2 separate regions of the Homo sapiens genome follow, and region 1 is linked to region 2. Evidence: read pairs that join two places in POLR2A ChIA-PET (ENCODE). Cell type or tissue: PC-3. All regions are shown on one strand. Links, peaks and the distances in the headings refer to the core of each region. The heading gives the core; the rest is flanking DNA. Region 1 overlaps TRIM37 (tripartite motif containing 37). Region 2 overlaps CLTC (clathrin heavy chain).

The links. Peaks named below come from ENCODE experiments on the same cell type or tissue, not always from the same donor. Only the 100,000 strongest peaks of a DNase experiment are listed, where the experiment ranks them.
Region 1: POLR2A ChIA-PET joins it to region 2 with 5 read pairs; 2 of 35 experiments call an interaction of 5 or more read pairs at or near these places.

Annotation. Positions count from the first base shown.
Region 1 is chr17:59,039,015-59,047,902 of GRCh38, forward strand. TRIM37 (tripartite motif containing 37) reads right to left here. Exons shown (of 24, transcript NM_015294.6): 16 at 8,669-8,805; 17 at 2,799-2,884. Among named protein-coding and RNA genes, the nearest start is that of TRIM37, 63 kb to the right of the region's middle. In PC-3, for the core only: no CTCF peak of the experiment used is centred there; no DNase peak of the experiment used is centred there.
Region 2 is chr17:59,647,059-59,655,946 of GRCh38, forward strand. It overlaps CLTC (clathrin heavy chain), which reads left to right. Exons shown (of 32, transcript NM_004859.4): 3 at 340-608; 4 at 1,182-1,343; 5 at 4,145-4,258; 6 at 8,796-8,888. Among named protein-coding and RNA genes, the nearest start is that of CLTC, 32 kb to the left of the region's middle. In PC-3, for the core only: no CTCF peak of the experiment used is centred there; DNase peaks (open chromatin) are centred at 4,473 and 5,273; H3K27ac peaks cover 1,026 bases.

The sequences.
Region 1 (8,888 bases), core at 2,042-7,041, 610 kb before region 2:
GGTTCTGGCCCGTATACAGAGGCTGAGCATTGAGTGCCTTCGTGTCCTTGGCTTTACCTTTTGACAACAGGGCCTAATTGTAATGCATTTAAATTGTTCAGTCCCCACTCCAAAGTAAACATGAAATGCATGTAACATGCATGTTTGTCTACTATGCATGCGTGTGTTTCCCTTTTCATGATGTTCACAGCTCCTCCTATAGCCTGCTGAATCGATTTAGTTGTACTTGGCCAACTTATTCAGCATCAATTCCTATGTTACCCTTCCCTCCTGCAAAGTGCCTGCTTTTAGTCTTTGCCAGAGGCCACACTTCCCAGCCTGTCAGGATGGCCAGTCTTTTTTTTTTTTTTGAGATGGAGTCTCGCTCTGTCACCCAGGTTGGAGTGCGGTGGCGCAATCTCAGCTCACTGCAAGCTCCGCCTCCCAGGTTCACGACATTCTCCTGCCTCAGCCTCCCGAGTAGCTGGGACTACAGGCGCCTGCCATCACACCTGGCTAATTTTTGTATTTTTAGTAGAGAGGGGGTTCCATCATGTTAGCCAGGATGGTCTCAATCTGCTGACATCGTGATCCACCCACCTCGGCCTCCCAACGTGCTGGGATTACAGGTGTGAGCCACCACACCCGGCCCAGGATGGCCAGTCTTTATAAGAATTAAAGCTCTTCTCTCCAAATTGGTAGATCTTGTGATTCTTTGAAGTTCCTCCTGACTAAAGAATGATACAGAGGAATGACAGAAATAAGGCTAAGGAAACAAACAGGAATCCAGACACAAAGGAATTTATGTGCCATGTTAACAAGTTTGGACTTTATCCTATAATAAATATAATCCTTAAAGAGTTTTTAAGTAGAGAAATAACATGATTAGATATTATTTTTCATTATTTTTATTTCTATTTTTGACACAGGGTCTCACTCTGTTGCCCAGGCTGGAGTACAGTGGTGCTATCTCAGCTTACTGCAGGCTCCGCTTCCTGGGCTCAGGTGATCCTCCCACCTCAGCTTCCCAAATAGCTGGGACCACAGGCAGCAATTTAGCCACCACATCTGGCTAATTTTTTTGTATTTTTTTGTAGAGACAAGGTTTCACCACGTTGCCCAGGCTGGTCTCAAACTCCTGGACTCAAGCGATGCACCCACATCAGCCTCCCAAAGTGCTGAGATTACAGGCGTGAGTCACCAAGACTGGTAGAGAAGTAACATGATTAGATATTAATCAGAAAGAAAAAAACACCCTCATTCTGAATCCATGCTGTAAAAATACAATGGAGGGGAACAATAATAAATACAAGGAACCCAGGTGAAAGACAGAGGCCTAGACTAGAAATGGCAAAGGAGTGGGAGTACCAAATGAATTTATGCACGATTTAGGACACAGAACCAACAGATCTTGGTAATACACTAAAGGTAAAGTTTTAGGGAGAGGAAGAAGTAAAGAATGTATAGCATTATCAGTCACGGTGGCTACTGCTGACAGGCAGGCTGGCAGATGAAAAGACAGTAATTTGTGTTTGGGAAGTGCTGAATCACACACCAAGACATGGGTTTGGAAACTATGGAAAGACAAAGGCTAAAGAAAGAACTTGAAAAGTAATCAGCATATAGACAGTAACTGAAATACAGGTGTGGATAAGATTACCCAGGATTAAAGTCAGGAGTAGAAAGAATATAGAGCTTAGGTTGGAGTTGAAATGGTGAGGACTAGTATTTAAGAAATCTTTAGTTATCCCAGCATATTAAGAATATGCCAGGCCGGGCGCGGTGGCTCACGCCTGTAATCCCAGCACTTTGGGAGGCCGAGGCGGGTGGATCATGAGGTCAGGAGATCAAGACCATCCTGGCTAACAAGGTGAAACCCCGTCTCTACTAAAAATACAAAAAATTAGCCGGGCGCGGTGGCGGGCGCCTGTAGTCCCAGCTACTCGGGAGGCTGAGGCAGGAGAATGGCGTGAACCCGGGAAGCGGAGCTTGCAGTGAGCCGAGATTGCGCCACTGCAGTCCGCAGTCCGACCTGGGCGACAGAGCGAGACTCCGTCTCAAAAAAAAAAAAAGAATATGCCAGTGTTCATACTGAGGAGAACATGGGTAAAACAGAAACAGTAGAAAGCTAACTTTTAATTACTCTAACCAAGATTCACTACTTAATTAAATAGATCCGAGAACACACAAAAAAGTACTCATTATATAAGTCAGTTCTTCCCAGGAGAAGCAGTGTTTTAGTTTGGGAGAAAAATGCTGGGTCCACAAACCCAGGACAATCTGGGGTTCTAGTCTGGTTGTACTAACAACCAGCTATATGACCAGGTAACTGAAAACTATAAAATGAGCTCTTTAAGATCCTTCGTAAGTCTAAGAGTCAATGATTCCACTGAGATCATTCTATAGTCTAGCAAGATATACAAATAAGACTTTATATCAGAAAGAATAGTATAAAATATGAGCATGGGATACAAACAAATCTGGGGATTCAATTACTCTCATTTACTAAATTGTTAAAAGTTGGCAAGTTGCTTTAATTTCTCTATGCATCAGTGAATGTATCACACAGAATTTTATTAATATAAGGTACTTAAAGTGCTTCTCACAGTGCCTGGTACATAAAACATTTTTCAAATGTTAGCTATTGTTTTAAATATCTTTAGTAATAAACTCTAAAAAATCCATATTATAAGATATACCACTTCCAACACCATGAACCATGTACAAGCAGTGGCTACCACCTATTTAAAATATAATACAGTCAGAGAAGAGCAGAGAGAAAACAGAATGGCTTGGAGGCAGTGGAGTGACCTCATTACCTGCGGGTCCTGCAGCAGCTGCATCTTCCATGAGTTCTCCCTCTTCTAATTCCATGTTGTTATATTCCACATCATTTTCTCCAGACCTAAGAATATACAAAATCCATCATTTATATAGAGTGATACAATAAACGTTGTTTTTCACACCTCAATAAATTTTATGATATGCAGATTTTTCTGTGAAATAAGATATTTCTAAATACAAAAAGGAGAAAGATTTTTGTCATTTTCCAAATTTAAGTAGCGTTAATGTTATTGTTTAAACAACCTTTAAAAAATATCGGCCGGGCGCGGTGGCTCATGCCTGTAATCCCAGCACTTTGGGAGGCTGAGGCAGGCGGATCACGAGGTCAGGAGATCGAGACCATCCTGGCTAACACGGTGAAACCCTGTCTCTACTAAAAATACAAAAAATTAGCTGGGTGTGGTGGCAGGCACCTGTAGTCCCAGCTACTCAGGAGGCTGAATCAGGAGAATGGCGTGAACCCAGGAGGCAAGCTTGCAGTGAGCCAAGATTGCACAACTGCACTCCAGCCTGGGCGACAGAGCGAGACTCCATCTCAAAAAAAAAAAAAAAATCAGCCAGTTCTTCTTAGAAAGCTAAGAAAAAAAGGAATTTAAAAAAAAAAAAAAAAAAATATATATATATATATATATATATATCTCAAGGCCGGGCGCAGTGACTCACGCCTGAAATCCCAGAACTTTGGGAGGCTAAGGTGGGAGGATCACCTGAGGTCAGGATTTCGAGACCAGCCTGGCCAACATGGCAAAACCCTGTCTCTCCTAAAAATACAAAAATTAGCTGGGCGTTGTGGTGGGGACCTGTAATCCCAGCTCCTCGGGAGGCTGAGGCAGCAGAATCGGTTGAACCCGGGAGGTGGAGGTTGTAGTGAGCCAAGATTGCACTACTGCACTTCAGCCTGGACGACAGAGCGAGACTCTGTCTCAAGGAGGACAGGACAGGACAGGAAAGGAAAGGAAAGGAAGATTAAAAAAAAAGAACTGTGTCAGGCAAAAAAATAGAAATAAATGAAACACTAAAAAATCTAAGAACCACTATTAGAAGAGATTAATCTCTCCTATTTAATTAGTGTTAGAAACACTAATAAATACAAGAACCACTGTTAGAAGAAATTACAGCTTCAGAGAACTGGTAGCTTAATGGCAATAAGCTTAAAACACTACATGTAGTGTTAGGCTTAAAACACTACATTTTAACATCCAAAAAAAGCCCAAATTACTGTATATGACTAAATACCATTTTTCAAAAATAATATTTCAGCAAAGAGGGTATTACTTCCTACTCGGCCATACAAAGTCTCTCATGTTAAAAAACAATCACTATTACTTTATTTTAAACAACATACTACTTGAAACAGTACCAGTCAATGACAGTCTTGGGTATTTAAGGAAATCTCAAGATAAGCACCCAGCTTGACAATGTAAGGAGCTCTGTAGGTCTGCTCTTTAGTCAAACTGGTGACAATTATTTTAAAAACAACCACTTAACGACTCTGGAAATGGTCCCAAGGGCATACAGCAAATGAAGAAACATCTACTCAAAAAAATCTATAAAAACTGGGTAAGACAAGTGGGCATCTGCAGTATTTGAACCAAGATCACTCCACTTCCTAACTTGGTGTTACAGAAATTCCACTCCAGACTGGTGCAGTGAAGAACACAGGCCTCCCACTTCCCGAACTTCCAAGAGGAGGGCTATATTCCTGGGAGTGGCAAGGTATCAGCATCTCTCATTCTGCCCCCAGCTACCTATTGCTGATGCTATAGTACAGGCACACACGGCCAAGAGGTGGAGACTCCCTTCTGCTGAGACCCACTTGTGGACTAGATGCTCTACCTGGATGCAGCATGATGAGAATACTGGGGCCCAGATCATCCCTGCCCCAGCTTATTCATAAGGTGGAGGTCCCAAGCCTGAAAAGGAAAGAACTAAGGCTACTGTCCCCAACATCCAGTTAGCTCAGCTTCTAAAGTAAGAGAGGTACACCTTTATCCTTACTCCAACTTCAAAGCTTTGGCTCAGAGATTTTGCCTATGGGGAGAAGCAGAGACACATACAACACTCAGAGAAACATACAACACTATTAAGAGCATCAACGAAATATAGTTGGCCTTCTTTATCTGTGGGCTCTGCATCTGTGCATTCAACCAACTGTGGATCAAAAATATTTTTTAAGCCCTGGTGTGGTGGTTCATGCCTGTAATCCCAGCACTTTGGGAAGCCGAGGCTGGAGGGACTTCTTGAGCCTAGGAGCTCCGGGCCAGCCTAGAACATAGTAAGGCAACATAGTGAGACCCTGTCTCTACAAAATATTAAAAAATTAGCCAGGTGTGTTGGCATGCACCTGTAGTCCTAGCTACTTGGAAAACTGAGGTGGGAGGATCACTTGAGCCCAGGAGGTCGAGGTTGCAGTGAGCTGTGATCACGCGACCACTGCACTCCAGCTTGGGTGACAGGGCAAGACCCCGTCTCAAAAAATAAAGCCGGCCGGGTGCTGTGGCTCACCTGAGGCCAGGAGTTCAAAACCAGCCTGGTCAACATTGCAAAACCCTGTCTCTACTAAAACTACAAAAAATTAGTCGGGCGTAGTGGCAGGCGTGTATAATCCCAGCTACTCAGGAGGCTGAGGCAGGGGAACTGCTTGAACCCAGGAGACGGAGGCTGCAGTGAGCTGAGATTGTGCCACTGCACTCCAGCCTGGGCGACAAGAGCGAAACTCCGTCTCAAAAAAAAATAAATAAAACAAAACAAAATAAAGTCATGCGCAGACATTTTCCCCTTGTCATTATTCTGTATACAATAGAGTATAACAACTACTTACATAGCATTTGCATTGTATTAGGTATTATAAGTAATCTAGAGATGATTTAAAAGTATAGGGGAGGATGTGCATAGGTTATATGCAACTACTCTGCCATTTTATATAAGATACTTGAGCATCCTCAGATTTTAGTATCCAAGGGCGGGGTCCTAGAACCAATACCGCAAGGATACTGAGGGACAACTGTACTAGCAAACAGAATGCAGTAACATATAAAAAGAATCATGAGCCGAGTGTGATGATGCACACCAGTAGTCCTAGCTACTATGGAGGCTGAGGCAGGTGGATCACTTGAGGCCAGAGTTGAAGGTTACAGGGAGCTATAATCATGCCACCATACTCCAGCCTGGCCACAAAGCCAGATTCTCTTAGGAAAAAAAAAAAATTGCTGGGTGCCGTGGCTCATGCCTGTAATCCCAGCACTTTGGGAGGCCGAGGCAGGCAGATCACAAGGTCAGGAGATTGAGATCATCCTGGCTAACACGGTGAAACCCCATCTCTATTAAAAATACAAAACAAAATTAGCCGGGCAAGGTGGTGGGCACCTGTAGTCCCAGCTACTTGGGAGACTGAGGCAGGAGAATGGTGTGAATCCAGAAGGCGGAGCTTGCAGTGAGCGGATATTGCGCCACTGCACTCCAGCCTGGGGGACAGAGCGAGACTCCGTTTCAAATAAAAAAAAAAGAAAAAAAAAATTACGGCTGGGCGAAGTGGATCACACCTGTAATTCCAGCACTTTGGGAGGCCAAGACGGGTGGATCACGAGGTCAGGTGTTTGAGACCAGCCTGGCCAACGCAGTGAAACCTCGTCTCTACTAAAAATACAAAAAATTAGCTGGGTGTGGTGGTGGGTGCCTGTAATCCCAGCTACTTGGGAGGCTGAGGCAGGAGAATCGCCTGAACCCGGGAGGCGGAGGTTGCAGTGAGCCGAGATCATGCCACTGCACTTAAGCCCGGGTGACAGTGCGAAACTCCGTCACAAAAAAAAAAAAAAGAAAAAAGAAAAAAAATTACACACTATGACCAAGTGGGATGTGTCCCAGGAATGCAAGCTTGGTTTAAAAATCCAAAAATCGCCAGGCACAGTGGCTCACACCTGTAATCCTAGCACTTTGGGAGGCTGAAGTGGGCAGATCACCTGAAGTCAGGAGTTCAAGACCAGCCTGGCCAACATGGTGAAACCCCGTCTCCACTAAAAATACAAAAAAATAGCCAGGCGTGGTGGTGCACGCCTGTAATCCTTGCTACTCGGGAGGCTGAGGTGGAAGGATCACTTGAACCCAGGAGATGGAGGTTGCAGTGAGCCAAGATCGTGACACTGCATGCCAGCCTGGGTGACAGAGCAAGACTCCATCTCAAAAAAAAAAAATTATCCACATTAATGAAATTCATTAGTTCATCAATTAACAGGGCAGAAGGAAAAGCTCTTCCTTAAATTGCAACTAATGAATGAGTAAGAAATAATGGAATTAGAAAAACACCACTTGGCAATCAACACAGTAACCTTTTTCAGGCAACACTCATCAAAGGGTGTCAAAATTCATAGGAAAAAGTAGGATGAAAAATAGGATATTTACAGTCCCATACATAAGATACTTATTAATTATAAAGGAAAAAGTACAAATTTTGGAGTGAAGAAACCTGGCGGATGCTACCTCAACTAAGTGATCAAAATTAACCACAAGTAATGGGACATACTGACATCATGCTCCACTCTGTATGACGCAGTGAAAAGGATACATTATCATTTCCGTAGTATCCCTGCCAAAAGTGTGTAACCTCTATCTAATCATGAGGAAACTTCAGACTAATCCAAACTGAGGGACTTTCTACAAAATAAACTATTCTGTATTTCTCAGAAAGTATTAGTCATGAAAAACAGTTTTTTTTTTTTTTTGAGACAGAGTCTCAACTGTCGCCCAGGCTGGAGTGCCGTGGCGTGATCTTAGCTCACTGCAAGCTCCGCCTCCCGGGTTCACCCCATTCTCCTGCCTCAGCCTACCAAGTAGCTGGGACTACAGGCGCCTGCCACCACACCTGGCTAATTTCTTTTTTGTATTTTTAGTAGAGACGGGGTTTCACCGTGTTAGCCAGGATGGTCTGGATCTCCTGACCTCGTGATCCACCCGCCTCAGCCTCCCAGAGTGCTGGGATTACAGGCGTGAGCCACCGTGCCCAGCCGAAAAACAAATTTTTAAAAAAGTAACCCAGATTGGCCAGGTGCGGTGGCTCACGCCTGTAATCCCAACACTTTGGGAGGCCGAGGTGGACGGATCATGAGGTCAGGAGATCAAGACCAACCTGGCTAACACGGTGAAACCCCGTCTCTACTAAAAATACAAAAAATTAGCTGGGCGAGGTGGCGGGCGCCTGTAGTTCTAGCTGCTCGGGAGGCTGAGGCAGGAGAATGGCGTAATCCGGAAGGTGGAGCTTGCAGTGAGCTGAGATCATGCCACTGCACTCCAGCCTGGGCGACAGAGCGAGACTCCGTCTCAAAAAAAAAGGAAAAAAAAAAAAGTAACCCAGATTGAAGATAACTAAATCGATTTAACAATTAAATGCAACATGATCCTGACAAAGGACATTACTGGCAAATTTTTAGAAGGTTACAGTATTACATCAATGTTAATTTCCAGATTTTGATAACTATTCTATAGTTATGTAAGAATATCCTTGTTTTTAGAAAAGTACACAATGAGAAGTATATTCGATCTCAAGTGTTTCAGAAAAAATTATATACAGAGAAATATAAAGCAAAATATTCATAGGGAATGAATCTGTGTGAAGGAAACATGAAATTCTGAACTTTTCTTAAGTATAAAATAATTTCAAAATTCAAATTTAAAAGTTAAAACACAAACAAAAATTATTGGCTAAGAGCCCAGAGATTAGAGAGAGAAAACTGACTATTGATTCAATCTTTCAAAAAAGTGCTGAATATCCCTACATTTAAGTGTGAGTTAGTTAATATGCTTCTAATAATTACCACTTAAATGCTTTACAGTAGTAAAGTGGGAAACTCACATAGTTTCTTCATCAATATCATTTTCTTCTGTATTACTTGTTGCTGTGGAACTAGCAGAGGAACTGCTGCCATCGAGCTGATTTACTTCATCCTCATAAACAAGATCCAGATCCAGATCTCCATCTGAAAGCTCGTGCTAGATCAATGCCAAGAAAACAAGACGTCTATTCCAAATGTTTCTACTCAGTTGATCACCCCATCCAGCCCATAAACCAAGCA
Region 2 (8,888 bases), core at 2,574-7,573:
CATACTTAATTACAAGTATGAAGGTGACAGCTTTGTTTTCAATTATTGTTAAGAAAACTATTCATTAGGCTTATTTTCAGTTGGGATTTAGAATTCCATGGAAGTCATACTATCTGTTTAAAGTGTGTTTATTAGAGGTAATGTAGTTTTTGCTTAAAACGTAGATGTAGATTGTTTGCTTAGTCTTAGCTGTTACCTCTTTAATGGTTGCTGCTGTATCGATGCAACTCGTCTCGTAATAGAACTATTTTTGTTTGGAAGTGACAGAGCTAGTCTAGGTAGGTATTCATTCTAAACTTTACTCTTTTAATGATTTATAATTCTTGATTTTGTTTTTAGCTGGGAAAACTCTTCAGATTTTTAACATTGAAATGAAAAGTAAAATGAAGGCTCATACCATGACTGATGATGTCACCTTTTGGAAATGGATCTCTTTGAATACGGTTGCTCTTGTTACGGATAATGCAGTTTATCACTGGAGTATGGAAGGAGAGTCTCAGCCAGTGAAAATGTTTGATCGCCATTCTAGCCTTGCAGGGTGCCAGATTATCAATTACCGTACAGATGCAAAACAAAAGTGGTTACTTCTGACTGGTATATCTGCACAGGTAACATTTTAACTATTTTTTTATGAAGAAGAGGTTTAGAACACGGTTGTGCCCAGAATGCAGTTTGATTTTGAAATTAGGTCTTTCTATACTCAATCCTGTTGAATTTCACTTATTTTGGAAGACTTTTTTTTTCCTTCCTCCCATCCCTTCTCTTCTCCTTCCTCCCTCCCTTCTCTTCTTCCTCGCTCCCTTGCTATACTGACATATAATTTCAGAATGCTCTTACCAAGCGTTTTTAGCTCTTCTGTGGAGATTGAGTAGAAATTGAGTTTCTGTAAGAATGATTTGGGATTTATTATGGAGTATTTACTGCAGAATGAATGCTTCTATACCTTTTTGTTTAAGACGTATATGAGGCATATTTTAAACATTTATGTTAGGCTTTAACAAGATAATGTTTGGGGCTGATTTTAAGTTAAGAAGTATCAAATCTACAGTGAGAGATGAAGTGACAAATAATTATAAATCCTGCTAAAGATGACAAAGCATTCTAATTATTTCATTACTTGATGAATCTGAGAGTTTTTGATTTATGGGTCTTCAAACGTTATTCTCTTTGATCCTTTATAGCAAAATCGTGTGGTGGGAGCTATGCAGCTATATTCTGTAGATAGGAAAGTGTCTCAGCCCATTGAAGGACATGCAGCTAGCTTTGCACAGTTTAAGATGGAAGGAAATGCAGAAGAATCAACGTTATTTTGTTTTGCAGTTCGGGGCCAAGCTGGAGGGAAGGTAAGTTTTGGCTTTGGTAATTATTTTAATGAGAACTTGTATTTGGCTTTCTGCTATGAATTAGTCATCTAATTTCAAAATAGCCTTCTCCCTTCCTAAGTAATTTTAGTATTCACATTTGTGGTGACTTAATTTGTTCAAATTTTGCATCTAGTGATACTTGTCTAAAATGAATAATGTTCTTTCACAACTCGTTCTGTTGGCTGTTTATATTCTTTGATTGCTAAAGTGCACATTTATATGCTGTACATCTAGAGAGTTTGATTTAGTAGGTGTTGCCTATAATTTTTTTTGTTTATTTGTTGCTTTTTGAGACAGGGTGTCACTCTGTTGCCCAGGCTGGAGTGCAGTGGCGCAGTCATGGGCTCACTGCAGCCTCGACCTTCTGGGCTCAAGTGATCCCTCTGTCTCAGCCTCCCGAGTAGCTGGGACTACAGGCATGTGCCACCATGCCTGGCTAAATTTTGTATTTTTGTAGAGACAGGGTCTCACTATACTGCCCAGGCTGGTCTCAAACCTCTGGGTCCAAGTGATCCTCCCGCCTTGGTCTCCCAATATAATCTGCATTTTAAATACCTTATATGGCTTGATATAGAGGCAATGTAGACTACAGGTGAATAACACTGACTTAAGTTAGAGGTTTTCAACCATGACTACACATTGGAATCGCCTGGACAGATTGTAGTACTTTGTATATTAGACTTAGTTGCAGGTAATAGAAACAAGGTCTGGTTGATTAGAGCAATGGTCTGTTTAGTGAAGGATATTGGATAGTTTACAACAGCTGGGGAGGCTGTAAAACCAAGACTGGGAAATGAGGAGAAATAATGGAAAATGAGCAGTGGTCAGGGTCCCAGCCAACAACTATTCCACAGAACTCTGAGGACACTTCTGGATCCATGATTGCATTTCTGGATGCTTGGAAATTCGATTTGACTACTATTTCCACTACCAGAGTAGCATCTCTGAAATCCTAATACTTTTGTGTTCCTAGCTCCCTGTTCAAAGTCTAGTTTTAGGCAAGATCAGATGCCCACATCTTATGTCTGAGAGGTTTGGAAATAATTATTTGGTGTTTGGTGCTCCTAAAACAGAAGGCTGGTTCTACCACCAACAAAACTTGTAAAGAGTATCTTCCCTCTTGTTGTCCCATCAGGAAGAGGGTTTAGATTCTAGGCAGACCAAAAAATTTGAACTTCACTTTTGTTAGGACATGTGTCTCTCTCTTTGTAAGTAAGCAGTTTTTAAAAATTGAGATAGAGATTGCTTAAGATATCATCTGTAGCCTGTCAGGAGAGAGGAAACAGTAAGTAATGACATACAATTCTGCTTAAAATTTCACGATAGCCCCTGAATTGAGGATAATGCTACCAACACCTCAATGTGACAGTGGTAGAAAGCACTGATATTTAGATCTGAATAGATGAAATTTAAACAGAAAAAAACACATAGTTTTAGAAATTAGATATTATCCTTAAAACATAAGGCAGGACATTTATTGAAAAGTTCTACTAGAAAAAAGTTTCAATGTCATTTTGAACAGTATCTGGAAACCTGTTTATAGGTTATTGAGCCTATTATTTCATACATGGTGCTATCCTGTCTGCCATGGCTTTTGAAGGAAGATACCAAGTTTTTCAGTATGGCTAGTCATCCTAATGAAGGATGATGAGACCCTATAACATTCATATGGTATGTGTCTTGGAAACTGAATTTTTTTTTGTCTGAGTTCATTTCTGGCATGACTAAGGAAAATATATAGTACTTTTTCATTGAGATTATTTACTTTTCTCTTGCCTGGCTTATGTGCAGCATTGGATATTTTAAACCAAAATGTTCTCATTTAGTTTATGGGATGTTTGTGATTAGAGAGACAACTCAAATTAGGTATATACATTCATTCTGTTTTAGTGTATATGTATAGGTAGAGAAGAATTTAACAACTTAGGTTTCTATTTGGAAATACTAAATTAAAATTTAAAGCTAGGAGAAAAGTACCATTGTAGGTAATGTATTACCCTTCTATACCATTTATTTCAGGTAGATTATTTGAGGTATGATTATTTCAGATATTCAGATGACTTTTTTTTTTTTTTTTTTTTTTGAGATGGAGTCTTGCTCTGTTGCCCAGGCTGGAATGCAGTGGCACGATCCCGGTTCCCTGCAACCTCCACCTCCTGGGTTCAAGCGATTCTCCTGCCTCAGCCTCCCGAGTATCAGCTGACTTTTAAAAATGCATTTATCTTAAAATAATACAGATTTATAGGAAGCTGTAAAGACAGTACAGAACAGTCCCCTGTGTTCTTTACCCAGTTTCTCCCAATGGCTACATCTTACACAGCTGTAGTACAGTAGAAAAACCAGGAAATTGACATTGGTACAATTGTATAATTCTGTGTCATTTTATCATGAGTAGATAACTATTTTATCACCACAGTGATTTCCCTTATGACTGTAGCGTCACACCCACTCCCCCTCTCTCACACCATCCCTAGCTCCTGGCAACCACTAATTTATTCTCCATCTCTATAATTTTGTCACTTTAGAAATGTTACATAAATGGAATCATACAGTATGTGACCTTTTAAGATTGGCTTCTTTTTTTTCACTCACCATAATGTTCATGAAAGTTTGTTCCTTTTTATTACCAAGTATTCCATGGTATGGATGTAACCAAAACCATTTAACATTGATCTTCTGTAGAACATGTTGGTTGTTTCCATTTGGGGGCTACAAATAAAGCTGCTGTGATCAACTGCTAATGTATAGGTTTATATACATTTTGATTTTCTTTTGAACAGTTACATATTATTGAAGTTGGCACACCACCTACAGGGAACCAGCCCTTTCCAAAGAAGGCAGTGGATGTCTTCTTTCCTCCAGAAGCACAAAATGATTTTCCTGTTGCAATGCAGGTATTTTAAGCAAAATAAATGACTTTTTAAAAATCTCTCCTCTTAAAAGAAATTAACCCAAAGACTATTCATGGTAGATATAATTTAAGTGATGCTTAAAAGAATACTTTTTTAAAGTTTATTAGTGAAGCTTTGTAAAATAATACCTTGGCTTTTCATGTACAGGACTACCTTAGGCCTATTATGAGGTTTGGCTCCAGACCACCACAATAAAGTAAATACCACAACAAAGTGAGTCATAAGAATTCTTTGGTTTCCCAGTGCAGATCAAAGTTACACTTAACACTATGCTGTAGTCTACTGTAAAGTGTGAAATAGCATTGTCTAGAAAAACAGTATACATACTGTAATTTAAAAATACTTTATTGCTAAAAAATGTTAATGATTATTTGAGCCTTTAGTGAGTTGTAATCTTTTTGCTTGTGGAAAGTCTTTTCTCAATGTCGATGGCTGCTGAATAATCAGAGTGGTGGTTGCTGAAGGTTGAGGTGGCTGTGGCAGTTTCGTAAAATAAGACAGCAAAGAAGTTTGCTGCATCAATTGACTCTTTCACAAAAGATTTCTCTGTGCATTGCTGTTTGATAGCATTTTACCCACAGTAGATCTTTCAGAATTGGAGTCAGTTCTTTCAAACCCTGCCACTGCTTTATTAGCTAAGTTTCTGTAATAATCTAAATCCTTTGTTGTCATTCAGCAATGTTCACAGCACCTTTACCAGCAGTAGATTTTATCTCAAGAAACCTCTTTTCTTTGCCCATCCTTAAGAAGCAGCTCCTTTACTAGGAGATTACAGTAATTCAGTCACATTTTTAGGCTCTATTTCTAATTCTGGTTTTCTTGCTATTTCTACCACATCTCCACTTACTTGCTCCACTCAAGTCTTGAACTCCTCAGTCATCCATGAAGGTTGGAATCAGCCTCTTCCAAACTCCTTTTAATGTTGATATTTTGACTTCCTCCCATGAATCATCAGTGTTCTTAGTGGCATCTAGAATGATGAATCCTTTCCAGATTGACCGTTACTTAAATTTACTGTGGTGAATCCTTTCCAGATTCACTTAAATTTACTTTGCCCAGATCCATCAGATGAATCACTGTTCAGGGCAGCTGTGGTCTTATGAAATAATATTTCTTAAATAAGAAGACTTGTAAGTCAAAATTACTTCTTTGGTCCATAGGCTTCAGAGTGGATGCTGTCTTCGCAGACATGAAAGCAATATTAATCTCCTTGTATATCTCCATTAGAGCTCTTGGGTGACTATGTGCATTGTCGATGAGCAGTAACATTTTGAAAGGAATCTTTTTTTTTCTGAGCAGTAGGTCTCAACAGTAGGCATAAAAAGATTTAGTAAACCATGCTGTAAACAGATGTGCTGTCATCAGGGCTTTGCTGTTCCATTTCTATAGCATAGGCAAAGTAGATTTAGCATAATTCTTGAAGGTCCTAGGATTTTTGGAATAGCAGATGAGCATTGGCTTCACCTTAAAGTCACCAGCATCATTAGTTCCTAATAAGAGAGTCAGCCTGTCCATTAAAGCCAGGCATTGACTTCTCTGTAGAGAAAATCTGTTGTTTAGTGTAGCCACCTTCAATGATCTTAGCTAGATCTTCCATATAACTTGCTGCAGTTTCTACATCAGTACTTGGTTTTTCACCTTGCACTTTTATGTTATAGAGATGGTTTATTTGCTTAAACCTCATGAATCAACTTATGCTACCTTCAAATTTTTCTTCTGTTGCTTTCTCACCTCTCTGAGCCTTCACAGAATTGAGGAGAGTTAGGGCCTTAAACTAGATTAGGCTTTGGCTTAAGAGAATGTTGTAGCTGGTTGGATCTTTTATTTTATTTATTTGTTTATTTATTTATTTATTTATTTTATTTATTTTTTTTTTTGAGACAGAGTCTCTCTCTGTCGCCCAGGCTGGAGTGCAGTGGTGCGATCTCGGCTCACTGCAAGCTCCGCCTCCTGGGTTCACGCCATTCTCCTGCCTCAGCCTCCCGAGTAGCTGGGACTACAGGCACCCACCACCACCCTCGGCTAATTTTTTGTATTTTTAGTAGAGATGGGGTTTCACGGTGTTAGCCAGGATGGTCTCGATCTCCTGACCTCGTGATCCACCCACCTCGGCCTCCCAAAGTGGTGGGATTACAGGCATGAGCCACCACGCCCGGCCTCCTCTCCCTCTCCTTCTGCCTCTCCCTCTCCTCCTCTCTCCCCCTCTTTCTTTCCCTTTCCCTCTCCCTCTTTAAAGAGATAGGTTCTCCCTCTGTTGCCCAGGCTGGAAGGCAGTGCTGTGATCATAGCTCACTGCAGCCTTGGAACTCCTGGGCTCAACTGATCCTCTTGCCTCAGCCTCCAGAGTAGCTAAGAGTAGGTAGGACTACAGGTACATGCCAGTACGCCTGGCTACTTAAAAAATATTTTAGAGACAATGTCTCACTGTGTTGCCCTGGCTGGTCTTTTTTTTTTTTTTGACACTGAGTCTCTCTATTGCCCAGACTGAAGTGCAGTGGCGCAATCTCAGCTCACTGCAATCTCTGCCTCCTGGATTCAAGCGATTCTCATGCCTCAGCCTCCCGAGTAGCTGGGATTACAGGCACCCGCCACCACACCTGGCTAATTTTTGTATTTTTAGTAGAGTTGGGGTTTCGCCATGTTGGTCAGGCTGGTCTTGAACTCCTGACCTCAAATGATCTGCCCACCTTGGCCTCCCAAAGTGCTGGGATCACAGGCGTGAGCCACCATGCCCAGCCCAGGCTGGTCTTAAACTCCTGGCCTTAAGTGATCCTTCTGCCTCAGCCTCCTCTGTGGCTGGGATACAGACACATACCACTGCACCTGGCTAGTGTATAACATTTTTATTTGTATTTTTATTTGAGACGGTCTCGCTCTGTCACCCAGGCTGGAGTGCAGTGGCGCAATCTCAGCTCACTGCACCCTCCACGTCTCGGGTTCAAGTGATTATTGTGCCTCAGCCTCCCATGTAGCTGGGATTACAGGCGCGCACCACCCCACCTGGGTAATTTTTTTGTATTTTTAGTAGAGACAGGGCTTCACCGTGTTGGTCAGGCTGGTCTCGAACTCCTGACCTCAAGTGATCCACCTGCCTCAGCCTCCCAAAGTGCTGAGATTACAGGCATGAGCCACTGCACCCAGCTGTGTATAACATTTTTCTTTTAGAGACGGAATCTCACTCTGTCGCCCAGGCTGGAGTGCAGTGGCACCATCTCGGCTCACTGCAACCTCCGCCTCCGGGGTCAAGCAATTCTCCTGCCTCAGCCTCCCCAGTAGCTGGGACTACAGGTGCACACTGCCATGCCTGGCTAATTTCTTCCGTATTTAGTAGAGACAGGGTTTCACTGTTTTGCCCAGGGTGGTCTCGAACTCCTGAGCTCAGGCAATCCACCCACCTCGGCCTCCTAAAGTGCTAGGATTACAGGCATTAGCCACTGCACTTGGCCTATAACATTTTAAAAGAGAAAAAAACTGCTCATTTAGATAGTTACATAAATTCAAAAGTAGAATCGTTTTATTTCTCTTTGGCCTGCAAAACATTATCTCAATATGGCAAGTACCTAGAGTTTGACTTTGTCTGTGGTAGGTTTCTTAGATGTGAGAAAATGAGACTGGGATTACATTTGTAAGCCACTGCACCAGTGCACTTTCTGCATATCAGCAAGAAAGCTGTTAGGTTTTCTTATCATTCATGTGTTCACTGGAGTAGCACTTTAATTTCCTTCAAGAATTTTCCTTTGTATTCACAACTTGGCTAGGTCAAAAGGCCCACCATTCAGCCTATCTTGGCCTTGGACATGTCTTTTTCACTAAACTTAAAATTACTTCTAGCTTTCGATTTAAAAAGAGAGGTAGAACACATAGAGGCAATTGTAGTTATTATATTGGCCTAATATTGTTGTGTCTCAGGTAATAGGGAGGCCTGAGGAAAGGGAAAGAAACGGGAGAACAGCTGGTTGGTGGAGCAGTCAGAACACACACAATATTTATCAGTTCAGTTTGCTGTCTTATGTGGGTGCAATTCATCACACCCCAAAATAATAGTTACATCAAAGATGACTGGCCACAGATCAACATGACAGATACAATAATGAAAAGGTTTGAAATATTGTGAGAATTAATGAAAACGTGACACAGAGACACTGAAGAGAGCACATGCTGTTGGAAAATAGTGCCAATAGGCTTGCTCGATGCAGGGTTGCCATAAACCTTCCATTCGTAAAGATTCATCTGCACTGCAAAGTGCAGTAAAATGAGGTATCCCTGTAATACGTAAACTGTGCTATCTAAGTTTTGAATTGTCTTTCCTCTTATCAGTTTCATGTTATATAAGAGCTTGGGATATCCATATTTAAATGTGCTGTAGAAATGAAGGAAACTTTAAATATTAGCTTATAATTTTTCAAATAACCCTCTTGTTCTGGAATTTTACCATCTCTAAAATGGAATTAGACTGAATGTTTTTATTTTCTGTTTGTAGATTCATTATTTTACTAAAGTGTTGATTTTCTTTCTGTAGATCAGTGAAAAGCATGATGTGGTGTTCTTGATAACCAAGTATGGTTATATCCACCTCTATGATCTTGAGACTGGTACCTGCATCTACATGAAT